Regions from separate parts of the Mus musculus genome. Here region 2 is linked to region 1. The links are chromatin loops, found by intact Hi-C in ENCODE. Cell type or tissue: gastrocnemius. All regions are shown on one strand. Links, peaks and the distances in the headings refer to the core of each region. The heading gives the core; the rest is flanking DNA.

Region 1 (8,216 bases), core at 2,097-7,096:
ATGGTCTTCCTCCATCATCACAGCCGACAATGGCTGCCATGTCCTTGGAACATTGCAGCCCTCAGGTCCTGACAAGTCTGGAACTTTCAGGAGTGTATGATGTTAGGCTTAATGCTTCTCGATGAGCCTGGACCAGGCCATTCCATCTCAAGGTCCTGAGAGATCCTATGCTTGCAAAGTCATTAGGTGCTGTGGCTGTCTATTGAAAAACATTTGTTCATGACAGGGAATTTTTATGAAAACCACTAAGCACAAAAAAAAAAATCCCAACTACACCCATTCACCCATTCTAATGGCGAAGTGCTCGGTGGGAGCAGGTAGGCAGAGCTAAGGAAAGCAGTTTAGCTGGTATCTCATTCAGTGGAGGCCTTGGATCTCTAAAGGCTTTGCCTATTCTCTCAAAGACCCTGCTGTTTGTCAGTGCTTGAATAAGGGGGGAATGTGGAAATGGGCAGAACTTGTACAGAAGGTAAGTAGAAAAAAAATCTTAAGGTCTTTTTTTTTTCTAAATTTCTTCACAGGCCATGAGATAACTAAGCTGGAAGCATTTTTTAAAACTCAATTTTTACTTGGGGCTTAATAAATTTTGGTCAGAGAAACTAGTTCCCATGTCCAACTTAAAATATACTGCAGATACACACAGAAGGATAGAATAAGAAGAACCATAGCGAGAGGCTCAGGGCGATGGCTCAGCAGCTAAAGGCAAGTGCCACCAAACTTGGTGACAACTTGTATTCAATTCCTGGGACAAACATGGAGGAAAGTGAGAACTGACTCCTGGAAGTAGTCTTGTGTGCACATGTGCACTGTGACAAGAACACATGGTCACTGGACACACACAGCCCCCTCATACTACAATCGCACATACATACACACCACACATATTCCATACTGCACATACCACACACAGACACATATTCACACACAGACACATACCAGTCAATCACTCACACATAGACACATACCAAACAGACAAACACGATACACCTACTACACACAGACACATACCACGTAACATACCAAACACAGACACATACATGACACACACAGACACAGACACACAGACACACATCACAGACATATACCACAACACAACATACACATACTACACACACACACACACGCACACATGATACACAGAGACGCACACCACACACATATACCACAATATAACACACACACATATCAGACACAGACACACACTCTCACACAGATACATACCACACATTCACACACATCATACAGACCACATACACATCACACTTGTACATGGACACACTAATACACTTGCATGCACACACACACACACACACACACACACACACACACTACACACACACACACACAGAAAGAATAAAAAATGTTAAACAAATTAAGGAAGTAGCTGAGCCTTTACATGAGAGAAAATGTGGAATTTATTTTGTGGCTTAGAAGTCATGTGTCATCTGTTGGCATGGACAAGCAGTGGAGAAAGTCAGAAGACTGAGAAAGGGGTCCTACATGGCCTCCAGTACCCCTATGCCCCAGTTCCTTTAGCTATGGAAGAGCAGTGACAGCAGGTGGCAGGAGGATTACAGGACGGGGATGCTGTGACTGTTGACTGGAGGCATCTTGTGCTGTTCTTTAAGTAGAGGGCACACAACGGAGGTCTGTTAGTCATATGACTGTCATGTCATGACCTGGGCTTATCAACAACCATCTATCAACTTTCCATACATAATATCCAGAACCACGTGCAAAGCCCGAGAGATGATCTGCACTCTATGGCTGAGGAAGCCATGCTCAGGGAAGGTTATCCAGTCGGGGGCAGATACCCCAGCAGGGAACAGTTAAACTCCCACTGCTAAATGAAAGAATGGACTTTGCAGTGATGACTGATTGACTAGGAAAGCATATGATTTGCCTCCACGTGCTTCCAAAAGCCAGGCCAAAGGTGAGTCCACATCCAACTTAGAAAAAGGCCAGCTATGCCTCACACTGCAGGGTTTTCAGTTGCAAGGGAACTTAAGCCATAGTGTGTGTATCTGGCACCTCCATTTTCCAACAGAAGAAATGGAGAACTTAGAGAGCACCCCTTGTTTGAACTTTCTGTGCATCAAGGAGTTGTCTATGCTGACACTCTAACTCTCCTGAGCACCACCCCCTGCCTAAGCCCTTAAACTTGAGCTGAATATGCTGTTCTTTATGGCAATCCCCACACTCTCTGTGCTCTCTCCTTAGACGGTTCCCTAGCTCTTCGAAGAAAGCTTTTCTTTAGTCTCTAAAGTACAGGGAAGTTGCAGAGCCTGAGCATCCTTCCTGGGCTGGTGCTGTTAAGCACCGTCCCTTCCTCTTGACATCGTCTAGACGTCAGGCCTACGAGGGCTGCCTTTCCATAGCTGCCGACTCTGTACAGCATCCCTGTACTTACTAATTTCAGGTTCTTCGTTAGTGAATCATCATTACAGTTCTCCCTGCTATAGCTTTATCCTGAGCTATAGTACTCACAGAATCTCTATTTCTCGGTCATTCTTTAAATATGCATTGTACAAATACATAACTGACATTTAAACATTTGCCCTCTAAGCCTTCCTCATGTTGTCTTTTACTGACTCTGAGCTCCGAAGAGATCACTTCATTCACAGATCACTAAAAGAAAGCCCAGATTGCCCGTGTCATACACCAGGAGTCCTTATGTTAGCACAGTGTAGAAAACACAAAGGCCAATTGATCTAGTCCGAGTCTCAGCAGCACACACAGCATTAGAACCCACCCCCGAGCCTGGCTGATTCCACAATACGTGGTGTCCCTCACAAAAGAGCACTCCGCACAGCCTCACCAGGTCAGTGTACGAGAATCTTAACAGGGGTGAAGATTTATCAACGTCTACACCATTGCCGTATGCAGGGGTTGGGGAGAACTTGTAAGCGCAGAAGAATGACACATTCTTTTGAAGGTTTTATTTGAAAAAGCCTTCTATCTACAGAGACATTGAAATACCAGGAAAATGAAAACCCCACAGCCTTCACTTTGCTCCCCAGTAATTACCTAACACTCACCACATTGGTTTCTTAACGCGTATTGGTTTGGCTGAACCATTTAAAATTAAGCTGCAGGTTAATTGTGTCACCTCATTCCTAACGACTTCAACTGGTACTCTCCTTAAGAACAAAGGCAAAAATCCCTGTCTGATTGCAATGCTGTCACAGCCATGAATACAACACAGGCTATGCTAGTATTAGCTAAGAGTCAGCCCAAGGTCATAGTCCCCCAGATGGTGCTTCATCCGATCATTTCTTCTTCTTCCCATGGTCCAAGGTCGCCTGCAACAATCAGTTCTCAGTCTCTGAATCTAGAACTACCTTTCATTCCTGGACATTTTTTGAACATTCCAGATCCACTTTCATGATTTGAGTCCTGTTAACTTTCCCCAGATCGTGGGGGTGGTAGGTACATTCTTACAATAGCTATTCAAAACAGCAAATATCCTGAAAAGTCCGATTACTGAATAAGAACATGGAATTTGCTTAGTAGCCAAAAGGATTAGTAATTGACCAAGCAAAGAGGTAGCCTGGACCTGTGGTAACTGCATCCAGTGCCAGCGTATAAGTTCACTGCCTTAAATAGATTCCCAACCTCCTCAAAACCAAAGCCAAAGGACCCCAAGGTCGCTGTACCTTGTCTTCTGACATTGTGTGTGTGTGGAATTGTCCTCTTAATCCAGGTCCTGTACTGAATGTGGATGAATAGCTGACCAGCCAGAGTGCTCACTCTACCTGGTTATACATTGTAGGAGGAGGAGGAGCAAAGAGAGGTAGTTCTGACCTTTTTAACAGAAGCTGAGTATTGATGGTAATCCAATCAATACACCCTTTACCCCAATGACTTGTGGCTTGAGCACAGTAGCAGGTCTCATAAGTATAAGTTACAAACCAGAGACAGACCCATTTTCAGCCTGATAAGTGTGGCAGAAATGGGACAGGGACAGCTGAGAGGGGCAGCCTGTGGGGTCTTTTGTGGAAGCCGAGGCATGCAGTGGTGTCGGGAAGACAAAGTTGGGAGGGCACAGAGCAGTTTGTTCTGCAGAAAATTAGTTCTGTGGGCTCTGTGGCCACAGAGTGTGGCAGCATCGGTTATCTGTGTGAGGTGTGGAGGGATCTGCACTGGGGTTGGAATCACAGCATTTTAGTGAGGATGAACTTAAGCGAGTCAAACCCTGTGACTTTTCTGTGTCTTAGGTTTCTACTGTTTGATTTTTGGCCTGATAAAATAGGGAAGATAGCACACTCATTTTGTTTTGTTGAGGGGATTAAGGGAAATAACGTGATAAATGTTTGGCACAGAAAAAGTTCTCAGTAGATAGTGGCAATGTGCTTTCTACTGTTATTATTAAGTCAGTGTATCTCAAGATGAGAGTGCGGAGCCAGATGCGGTGGCGCACATCTATAATGCTCTAACTGGGGAGGCTGTGCATTGGAGACTCACTGGATCACATGAGAGTTGTAGGATAGCCTTGGCTACACATAGAGAGCCTGGTTGGGAGCCGTAGTGTGCTTGCTATAGCCTTGGCTTTCCAGTGAATTCTGCTTACGTGTCTTGACCCTGTTTCTTCCTAGGAATCCCCTGTGGCATCTGATACAAAAATACTGGGGGAGATACCAAAGTTTGGGTAGCTTCCCTGGGACTGCCAGCTGTGGTCACTGCCATCCACACAGTCCATCTGGATGGAGCCAGTTTACAGCAGAGGAAATGTAAGAACCGGTGGCCAAATGACAGGAACATGAAGGTCGGAAGGAAACTGGGTTTAATTAGTCTGACGTTTTCCCATCTCTTCTCATTCATTCATTCATCCATTCATTCATTCTCTGTCTCTCTCTCTCTGTCTGTCTCTCTGTATATGTGTTATATGTGTACTCCTCTGTGTGAAGGCCAGGAATCAGTATTGAGAGTCTTCCTCTATTACCCTATTATCCTGTCTCTATTTGCGACAGGACCTCAGAGACTCTGAAAGCCATACGTGTGGGCAAGCTGACAGGCCAACGGATCCACTCCAGTGCAGGGATTATAGGCACTGTCAGGCCATGCCTAGATTTTTGTTGTTTTTAATGTGTGTCCACATTTCTGTAAGGTGACAACACGGGAGGCAAACAACTAAGTTCAAAGCCCAAACTTCAGCAGAGCTCAGCATGGTTGTATGCTCTAACTTATCACCAATGAGACCCAGTCACCTCCTGCCAGGACTTTACACTGAAGTGGGGACACAGCGTGCAATGTCTTAGAAGGCAGGCATGGAAAGGGCTAATAGCAGTGACATTAATCTTTATAGCGTTCCCTTCCGTGCCAAGAACTGCTCAGCACTTCTCAGAGCTGGACTCGCTTACTCGGCACAGTGCTGGTGTGGTGGCATAAGAGAGGGAGGGAGATCGAGAGAGAGAGAGAGAGAGAGAGAGAGAGAGAGAGAGAGAGAGAGAGAGAGAGAGAGAGAGAGACACGCTGCGCTCCGCTTTGGTATTAGGCTTTCCAGCGCCCCAAGATGTGTCAGGGGCTCACGTGTCCAGTCCTACACAGCACAGATGATCCAGAGGGGAGATGCCCTGACAACTGTTTTCCACTGACTTGGCTCTGCCCAAAACACACTTGTGCCGATCAGGAGTGACAGCTGCCCTGGGTTGTTTTTCTACCTTTGTCTTTTGAAGTCTGCCTTGAAGTCACTGCGTTTGTCTTCATCGCGGGGCTGTACCTGGGAGTCCAAGACTGCCGTGTTTCTCTCCAGCGGGCGTCCAGAGGTCAGGGACGTTGCTCCTCCCCCATTGCAGGCACAATTCATTTAGACAGTGCAGCCTCTGGGGGTGGGCTAAACCTACCTGCAGGGTGAGTGTGGAGAGAGCGCATTGCACAGGTTGATTTGGGCAGGTGAACTCAGGCCACAGATCGACCTCATGCGCAACTGCAACTGTACCTTCAGGGCGCACAGAGGAGCTGCGAGTTTCTGTGGGATAAAGTCTAGTAATGAAACCTGGATTTTTGCACTTTGCCCTGGGATGACGTCTACCTGCTGAGATCTCAGAAGCATTCAGAGATTCCTTCTGCACCACAAAACCAACTCTGCTCATGATCCATCTGTCTCGTTGCCCTTATGCCTATGTTATATGCAGGTACAACCAGTACTAGGTACTAGAGACTGAGTACAGGTCCTTCTGCTTGCAGAGCAAATGTTCTAGGTGGCCTCTCTAAACCTGGCTTTATACTTTTAAACCTTTCAGGTCACATCCTGATTACATCATTAATTAAGAGAGGAAGCGCCTGAAACTAAATGGTAACCTCACCTCCCTTTCTCCCCTTTATTATCTGTTCTTTTAGTGAAGTGACAGGAATTGTTTTGTTGGTTTTGTTTTCTCTATAAAGGAGAGGAAAGGAGACAGCTCAGAGAACCCTGCTGTGTTCCTCTCTCACTGAGTCAGGTGTAGGTAAGGGCAAAAAGGCAAGAGTGTAAACCAAGAGGACAAGTTCTTCACAGGAAGAGCTCTGTCCTGAAGGTCGGGTCCCCTAGCCTGGCTTCCCTGGTCCTCTTGTCCAATTGCATGTTTTAGATGTGGAAATTGAGATTGATTTTAAACGTTAACTCACACTATGACTGCTTGCAAGTTTAGTGTCCCCCACCCAAGCAGGGAACTCTCACTGTGCACCTTGGCCTAAGGGGCCCACTGGGGTAGGTCTGACTCTGAGGCCTCTTTCTTACTCAGGGTTCAGCCATCTACCTCAAATTCACCTGTCATAGTACTGGGGAGACAGACAGCAGCCATCTATATGCAGGATCTCGTAGACCACCGGGGCGGGCTAGAATTCATGTGAAAGGCCATGGGAAATCACCAAAGAGGCAGCAGAGTACTGAGATCTACTGTTTTTTTTTTCTTTCCATTATTTATTAGGTATTTAGCTCATTTACATTTCCAATGCTATACCAAAAGTCCCCCATACCCACCCACCCCTACTCCCCTACCTGCCCACTCCCCCTTTTTGGCCCTGGCGCTCCCCTGTTCTGGGGCATATAAAGTTTGTGTGTCCAATGGGCCTCTCTTTCCAGTGATGGCCGACTAGGCCATCTTTTGATACATATGCAGCTAGAGTCAAGAGCTCCGGGGTACTGGTTAGTTCATAATGTTGATCCACCTATAGGGTTGCAGATCCCTTTAGCTCCTTGGGTACTTTCTCTAGCTCCTCCATTGGGAGCCCTGTGATCCATCCATTAGCTGACTGTGGGCATCCACTTCTGTGTTTGCTAGGCCCCGGCATAGTCTCACAAGAGACAGCTACATCTGGGTCCTTTCGATAAAATCTTGCTAGTGTATCTACTGTTTGTTTTAAGATTGCCCCTAGTGGTCGGCATGCAGCCCAGCTGATAGAGTGCTTGCCTGGCATGCACAGTTGATCTGATCCCCAGCACCTTAGAAAACCCAGGGCAGCAGCACTTAAGTGTATCCCGGACCAGAAGCAGGGTGATGGGAGGTGACAGGCCATTTTCCTGCTTGCTAACCTGGGGTAACAGACATTCTGTCTCTAGTTAGATGTGCTTGCTCCCAGACCCCACAAAAATGAATCAGACACACTCTTCTCCACTTTTTTACAAGATTACATTTTTTGAGATATTTGTCGGTCTATGTGGAGAGTTTTTTGTTTGTTTGTTTGTTTGTTTTTGTGGGGAATTGCAGGCTGGTCTCCAGTTGAGCTGAGGTCTGAACCCTGATGGTCATAATTCACCTACATGACACAGTAGGCATTCCCTCATGCTCCTGGAACTCTGCCCCTGCCTAAGATACCACCTCCCACAGGCCCCACAAGAGAAGCATGGTCAGTAGTCATGTAAGCAATGGCCCAAGCTTCTGACCTTAAGGCTAAATTCCTCCCCAGTTACCTAGCAATAGTGAAGACCATAAAAGGGCTGTTCAGTCCCATCTCGCTCTCTTACCTCTTTCCCCTCACTCTCACCCCTTCTCTCCCCTCTTTTTGTCTTCTCTCCTCTCTCTTCTCTCTGTCCTCTCCTCTCCTCTCCTCTCCTCTCCTCTCCTCTCCTCTCCTCTCCTCTCCTCTCCTCTCCTCTCCTCTCCTCTCCTCTCCTCTCCTCTCTTCTCCTCTCCTCTCCTTTCCTCTCTCCTCTTTCTTACTCTCTTTCTCTCCAGCTTCCCCCCTTCCCTTCTCTCCTTCTCCCTGCATTTCTATAATAAAATTCTTAAACCATA
Region 2 (8,216 bases), core at 1,356-6,355, 53 kb before region 1:
TAGTCCTCCCCCTACCTCCTCCATTGGGGTTCCTGTGCTCAGTCTGATGGTTGACTGTGAGCATCCGCATCTGTATTGGTCAGGATCTGGCAGAGCCTCTCAGGAGACAGTTATATCAGGCTCCTGTCAGCAAGCACTTCTTGGCATCAGCAATAGTGTCTGGGTTTGGTGTCTGCATGTGGGATGGATCCCCAGGTCGGGCAGCCTCTGGATGGCCTTTCCTTCAGTCTCTGCTCCACTCTTTTCCCCTGCATTTCCTTTAGACAGGAGCAATTCTGGCTTAAAATTTTGGAGATGGGTGGGTGGCCCCATCCCTCAACTGGTGAACCATGACTAACCTCTGGATTTGGTCCCCCGTGACTTTTATTCCATACCCAGACAGTTTTGCTCCCTTCCTAACAGTCCCCGTGTTATTGGTCTGTGTGTAGTCTTGGTTTCACCTTGGTTTGGCTTGTCTTGCTTAATATGATCACCTCCAGTTCTGTATATTTTCCAGAGCATGATAGAATGTTATTTTTCTTTGTAAATTAACAAAATTCCTTGGTGTTTCTATCCTACATTTTCATTATAAGTTCCCCTGCTGATGGCTGTCTGTGCTGGTTGTTGTGAGTAGTGCTATAATAGACTTAAATGGACAAGTATCTCTGGAAGATGCTGATGGAGGTTCCTGTAGTGGTACAGCTAACTCAGATTCAGTTCCGTCTTAGCTTTTTAAGGAGTGGATGTTGGGGCAGCCATCCTTTTGTTTTGTTTATTGTTTTGAGACAGGGTCTCATTATGTAGCCTTGGATGACCTGGAGGTTACCATGCAGACCAGCGCTCCCTCCGCCTCCCAGGATCAGGGACTGCAGGTATGCATCAGCATGCCCAGTGCCCATTCTTTCCGTTCTGAGGAACCTCTATACTCATATCAGAGGTGGCTACACTAGTTATGTTCCCTCCAACTGTGTAGTGTGCTGATATTCTTCTCCCATTCTTCTCCCACATCCTCACCTGCATTAAAACAACAACAGCCCTTCTGATAAACTAGGATGGAATCCGTGTGGTTCTGATATGCATTTCCCTGATACATAAGGATAATGGCAGATTTTCCATGCATCAGTTGCCCATATTATACTCTGTCTTTTGAGAAATTCATGTCATATGCCCTGTTTGTGGATTAGAATTATGTTTTTGGATTATGTATTCTGAATATTTTTCCTCCATCAGTTGTGTAGGTGGCAACAGTTTTCTTTCATTCTATGGGCTGTCTCAACTTCTACATGTGGAAGAACAAAACTGCTGATCTTCCTTTGCTTTGGGGTTCAGCCCAAGACTAGAGTTTACTCATTAACTTTACTCTTTCTTAGTCTTGGGGCTCACACTGAAATTCCTGAGTAAAATGAGCAACACCGGATCTGTCACAATATGCTGTTCCAAGTCTAGAAAAACACTAGAAAGATACAGGACACAGTCACCATGGCAGAGACAGCTAGACCAATGAATTAGAATAACAGACATAAACATAAGCCCATGAAGCTATGACCTCTTGGTTTCTGACAAAGATAAAAAGCATACACTGAAGATGGCCTTTTCAACATAGACTGCATCCACATTCAGAAAAAAACAAACAAACAAAAAAAACAAGTCACAACAGATTAAATGCCGTAACTCAAGACCAGAAATGCTAAAACTGCTGAAGGAAAACACAGGGAACCACTTCAGGTTACAGCACAGGCAGGAGCTTTCTGAAAGGTACTCTAATGGTCCAGGAAACAATTCCAATTGTAATAATTGGAATTGTATAGAACTAAAATTTCCCCTGTAGAGCAAAAGAAACAATGTGAAAGAGACAGGCAGAGAGCAAAGCTTTCCCCTAATACAGCTCTTTTCCTTATGGCCGACTGGCCCACAAAGCATTAGTTTAGTATTCATCCTGGGTGATTACGTGTAGCTATGTCAGGTTGAGATGAACGTATTAATAACAACACTGAACAGAGACACACATTGATATTCAAACCCATGTTATGTCCGATGGAGTCCTTCTGCCTGTGAATCAGTAGGCAAAGAAGGCTTTTAATGTAGCTGCAGGAATTATTCCTAAAGACCAAGAGGAAACTGGAGTGCTACTCTATGTTAGCTGCAAATGTTTTGTCTTAAATTCACTGGGCCATGACTTACACATAAAGAGTCCACCTATAAATATTTGGAAAGTATTTAAAAAATATTTTGAGTAGGGAAAGGCTTTGGGGTAAAGTTGGAAAAACCTTTAGGCACTAAAAACAGATGAATGGATTTTTGTATTCAATGAAACATTATCTAGGTATGTCTATGTCTATGTCTCTGGGTGAGATTAGTACTTGAAATATTAGAATGCTTTGTCCTCCCTGATGTGGGTGGCTATCACCTAACTGAAGGCCTGACTAGAGCAAAAATTTTTCTGGCCATCTTTGAGTTGAGCTATCTGTCTCTTTTGCCTTTAGACTTAAAATTGGCTTTCCAACTTTTCAGGCCTATGGACTCTAATTACCAATGTCCCTTTGGTTCTGTTTTTCTGGATAACTATGGTATATATACGTCCCAAACAAGTTTACAAAGCTAGCATAAACCTAACATGCTACCTATAAAAGCTATAGTCTCTTATAGAGTAAGAGTTAGTCACAAACATTTAGAATGAAATATTAACACATCAAATCCAACATTATATAAAAGCATGTGTATATGATATGAAACATACAATCTCATAAAAGCCTAAGAAATCATTTTTTATTTAGGATTAAAAGTTGGTTTAATATTTTAAAACTTACATAATTCACTATGTTAGGAGGAAAAAGAGGACACTATGAAATAGAAAAAGCATATGTTGGTCAACTTCATTTGTTACCAATGAAAAACTATTGGAAGCTACAAATGAAAGAGAGCAATATGTTATTATTGACATATACACATCTTGGAGCCGGCACCATCCTTAATTGTACAATATTAATGTTTTCCCCGAAGAGAGATAACTAGGCAAGTAGTATACCCACTGTCATTCTTGTCTCTCTAAGGTTCTGACCATAGCAATAAGACAAGAAACAAATGTTAATGATAAAAGGTCAAGAGAAAATCTTTGGGTTTTCCTTCCTCTGTCTTTCCCCCTGTGCTTGCCCCACCTCTTTCTGTAGAACACATGACTGTATAGAACTTGTAGGGAATTTATAACACAACTATTGTCAGGGTTTCAATACACAAATCTTATGTGTAAAGAATCATATGTGAGCCGGAAAGATGGTTCAGCAGGTAATGGCACTTTCCATTAAGCCTGACTACATGAAGTTTATCCTTCCTCCGACCTAAATGGTGAAGGGGTGAAGGGGAGAACCAACTTCTGCTAATTGTTCTCTGTCTACCACACTTGTATGCTTGGCATGCACATGAGTATACACACACACACACACACACACACACACACACACACATATATACATATATATATCAAACAAATATAACTTAAAATGTATTCCTATATAAGCAATATTGCTATTGATGGAAATTTAATTTTATTTATAATAACATCAAAACAGAAGTACTTAGGAATTAATTTAATAAAGTCATCCAAGACTTTGAGAAATCAAAAAAAAAAAAAGCTAAAGGTTATTTACATAGAAATACACCTCATGTTGGTAGATTAGAGGAATTAATATTGTTAAAATGTCAGTTCTGTCCACACTTGTAATAGATTAAATATAATTCTAGTCTTAATTCCACCAAGCTTTGTGTAGAATTAGCAAATACTTTCCAAAATTTATTTCAGGTTACTGAAGATCTAAAACATTAAAAAATCTTGAAAAGGAACAAATTGGAAAGTTTTCTGCTTAGCTTTAAGATTTTTTATAAGGTAATAGAGAGTATGATTGTGATATAGATTGACAGGTGACTGAAATGCCAAGGGCCAGCCTTGGCTTGGAGAGAGGAGTTCCTGAGAGAAGGAGTGTCTGGGAGCAGTGAGACAGATGACTCAAAGTCAAATTGTGGGTTACAAGTTGAGGGCCTATGTTCTGCTCGAGATGAATCTCTTTCTCTCTAGCGTTCTCTTACTATTCTAAAAACTCTAGATAGCTCATTTCTTGCAGATCAGAAGCCCAGGCTTTTATTTACATATCCATTCAGTCATCACCCCAGATTCCCTTTTGATTATCCCATTAATCAGCATCCCAAGGCCCCAGCTTCTTGAATCCTAGAAAGCAACAGCAAGCACAAGCACAGACAATTACTATACCTGGGTGGGACCCTACCCTGAACTTACCATTCCTACCACACCTGGGCCAGGACCAAAATTCCCTCCATCCCAGGGTGACCTTGAACTCAGGAATCTGCTTGCCTTTGTAAGCATAAACAGCAGCAGCAGCAGCAACAACAACAACAAAAAACACCTTAGTTGGGTGGGATCTTGCCCTGTGATCACTACTCCCTAAATCTCTTTATCTCCTTCCTTAGTATCTTTCTGACCAGCTGGCTCATAGTGCAGCTGCCTCTGTTCCTTTAGATCTCTGAAGCTCCTTCTACAATTCATATTGCATCCTTATATTTTGCATAGTTGAGAAATTATGTAGTTTAGAACTCATGTTTTCAACATTCTTTCCCACAGCCTTGAGAGCTGTCCTGAAGATGTCAGTTTGCTGAGACATTAGATGCACCCTCACTTCCCAGACTCTTGCTGTCTCTGATAATCATGGAGTCATAATCTAAATAATGTACAAACTATGTACATTATTATACAAACGAGCCTTATACCCACAGCAACCATCGACACTTGTGGAGGCCCACACACGGTTGGCTCTGTTCCATGTCCCTTACGCATAGCAAAGCAGGACTTGGCACTGAAGCAATACAAAGAGAACATGCCCCATCCACGTATTTTGAAGAAAGCTACTAGAACAACTTTTGTTTTTTTTTTAATGTATATGAGTACACTATAGCTGTCTTCAGACACAGCAAAAGAAGGCATTAGATCCCTTTACAGGTGGTTGTGAGCCACCATGTGGTTGCTGGGAATTGAACTCATGACCTCTGGAAGAACAGACAGTGCTCTTAACCTCTGCGCCATCTCTCCAGGCCTGCCAAAACAGTTCCTTTTTTAAACTACATATCAAATGTACTTTTTATTTTATGTGTCTGAGTGTTTTGTTTGAATGCGCATCACATTTGTACAGTGTCTGCAGAGGCCAGCAGGGAGCATGAAGGTCTTTAGAACTGAACCTGGGTCCCCGCAAGAGCAGTGAGTGCTTTAACTCCTGAGTCCTGTCTGCAGCCTCAGAGTGTAAGTGGGCTTGTGCCTGTGAGTACAGGGACTTTGAGAGAGGCATGGATTTCCCTGGAGCTGCAGTTACAGGCTTGTAAACTGCCTGACACCTCTGCAGGAAACAACTGCTGAGCCGTTTTCCCAACTCTCTTAGGGCAATGCTTTCAACTAATAATTTTGTAATTACTGAATATCCACAAAAAAACCTTAGTGCCTGTTTCACATCAAATACAGAAATGGAGACCAACCACACATAAACCTTATACATAAACCTATAAAAAAATTTAAATATAATGTAAAAAATTTAAATATATTTAAATTGTCTTTGTGGGTAGGAAAAAGCTTTTTGAGCAGGATATGGAAAATTAGTTGCTATTAAAACAGATTAATTCGCTTATATCATAACAAAATGTTTGTCACTGAAAGTGTAGGAGAAAGTTGTCAGTTTTAGATAAAAGAAAACAATCACACACATCTATTTGATAATTACTCCCATCTCCCAAGGTTTGCTAAAGTAAACCCCTGTCCCAGAGGCCACTGTGATCGCCACTGTTTTCAAGTACAATGTGTCATAACATTTTTCTTTACCTCATTTTATGTGCACTTGAGAAGAATGTATTCATTTGCTGTGTTTTATAGTACATGTACATGTGCAGTACATTAAATAATCTTGGGATTATAATATTGATGGGATTAGACACAATATACCTAGTTCTAATGTTTTTCTTTTGTCAGGAGAATAGATTTTGCCAAGGATGCTTAGAGTATCGTCAATACCACAGTTGTCTGCTCTGTTTTATCATCCTGGTTTATAGGTAGGCTAATCTGTTTTGGGTTGACCATGTGTCTTAAAGGAATGCCATTAATAGAAAACTGCTGTTTCCCAATCCCCACTGTTACAACTGACTCAAGCCAAGATTCATCAACACATGGTAAACCCTGTATAAAAAATGTTAGGTGTCATATTCTCTATGTGACACACCTCTTAGGACACTAGTTTACAAGTTTTGAAGTCACACCTTAGCCAGGTGACCAAGTAGCAGCACCCAAAGTAGAGCAGTCGAGTGCTGCGTTTTGTGAGATGCTGCAGTAAGAAATTCAAAAACTCAGTTGTGGAAGATTCTTGACAAAACATCCCATACTGATTTAATCAAGGGGATGACTGGACAGATCCAAAGATTGGGCCATTTTACAAGATGGCTGACCCCCAGGAACTTTAGTGTCACGGGAGGCTTGAAAAGTAGTGAGAACAGTCTAGATTGAGAGAGACCTCTAGAACACAGGAGCAAGTACAAAGGAGGAAGCTTTACTGGAGCCTGGCTTACAGCTCTCGGGCAGAAAGATAGATGTCCCGTTTGTGGCCGGGTATTCTACGGATACGGATACTGTGTTTCGACTCCTTGTGAGGTTTTGTGTTAGCCACCACCCACTGCAGGAGAAGCTTCTCTGCTAAGAACCCAAAGCCCCACTTACCCTGGGCGGAGAGATACATACTTAGAGGGTGGTTTGGTACTGTGTCCATTAGCCGAACAGTAGTGGTACTTTCATCCCTGGAGCCTATGAGCTCCCCAGCCGTTTTAAATCTTAGTGAGATCCAAAATTACCAGGCTTGTGTTTACTCCTTCAGAGTCTGCCTTTAATTAGAATGTGCTTGGTTACCCTGTAATTAATATTCATGAAATTTTAGCATCTGTAATCTACTTGCAAATGGCATACATATGCCAACATATCACAAGGAAGATGGAAACATAGCTCATAGCCATGGTTGAAGGTATGAACGTTTTTATTGTATCCTTCCTTCCCATATTTATGATCCTTCAGGACTATGGGACAGTTCTGCAATGTTGACACCAGGGGGTGCTAGTGCTTTTCAAACAGAGCTGAGCAGGCAAGCAGCTGACTGCAGATCCCTTAGGAACCACCTGGGGGACACAGATTTCAAGCCTTTCATTTTGCGGCTCTCCCCTCTTGTTTGCATTAATATCTTCTATGAAACACGAAGAACTGCGGGGATGCAGGGTTCTTTTATTATATATTTTTATTTATTTATCAAAATGTCTGTGGGTCTCTTCTGACCCTTCCTTTTCTTAGGCTTCTATTAGCATCTCACATCTCACAAGGCCTAATAAAGTAACACCCTCTCCCAGATGCCACTGTGACTCATACTGGTGTATAGTGACTTTCCTTCTCCGTTCACTCCCTATTTCCCTAGGAGTAGTTTCTACTCTTCAGCAGTGTTAGGGTTATAATTACCATTCCATGAATTTCCCACCATTCCTTTCCATTAACCCTGCTTCTCCTGAGACCCCAGGCGGTCAGTGTAGAGGGCAGAGGGCAGCTGTTGAGAGCTGCGTCTCTTCTTCCATCATGTGGGTTTTGGGAATTGATTCAGGCAGCCAAGCCTAGCGACAAGCACCTTTATCCACTGAACCTGACAGAAGAGATGCACACCTAGGGCTGTCCTCTGAAGAGATCCATACCTAAGGCTGACCCTTATGTGCACACGTGAGCATGTGAGTGTGTGTGCGTGCGTGTGTACACACACACACACACACACACACACACACACACGCGCACACACGCAGATTAACAAAGGAAGAAAAGCCCTTGTCCTCTGCAGCCACTGACAATGAAAGCGCTGCTGTCCAGCATGCAGACTTTTTCCCGCACATAACAGCTCGCTATTTACAGTTCTTCTTTTGAAATGTCTGTTGTCTGTTATGGCTTTTGGTGTCTTTCTGAGTTATCTCTGCCTTTGCAGAGGTGGGATTAGGGCAGTACTTGGAGGTTCTGACTCGTGGAACTGTTTTCAGATAGTGGAAGGCAAACGCAACTTTTTAAACTATACTAACATGTTGAACTTTCTCATTGAATTATAGAGTATGGACTGTTCACATTAAACAAATGCATTTCATTTTTGGAAAAATTATCATTTTGTTAATAATTCATCTAT

The links. Hi-C counts contacts between places; a loop is a spot of excess contacts. Peaks named below come from ENCODE experiments on the same cell type or tissue, not always from the same donor. Only the 100,000 strongest peaks of a DNase experiment are listed, where the experiment ranks them.
Region 2: it touches region 1 in a loop (6-fold over the local background); 5 of 42 quality-filtered maps call a loop at or near these places.

Annotation. Positions count from the first base shown.
Region 1 is chr3:28,693,472-28,701,687 of GRCm38, reverse strand. Slc2a2 (solute carrier family 2 (facilitated glucose transporter), member 2) reads right to left here and starts at 3,785. Exons shown (of 11, transcript NM_031197.2): 1 at 3,657-3,785. The coding sequence starts at 3,671. In gastrocnemius, for the core only: no CTCF peak of the experiment used is centred there; no DNase peak of the experiment used is centred there; H3K4me3 peaks cover 261 bases.
Region 2 is chr3:28,745,235-28,753,450 of GRCm38, reverse strand. The region is part of intron 1 of 1700112D23Rik (RIKEN cDNA 1700112D23 gene); the gene reads left to right. Among named protein-coding and RNA genes, the nearest start is that of 1700112D23Rik, 32 kb to the left of the region's middle. In gastrocnemius, for the core only: no CTCF peak of the experiment used is centred there; no DNase peak of the experiment used is centred there.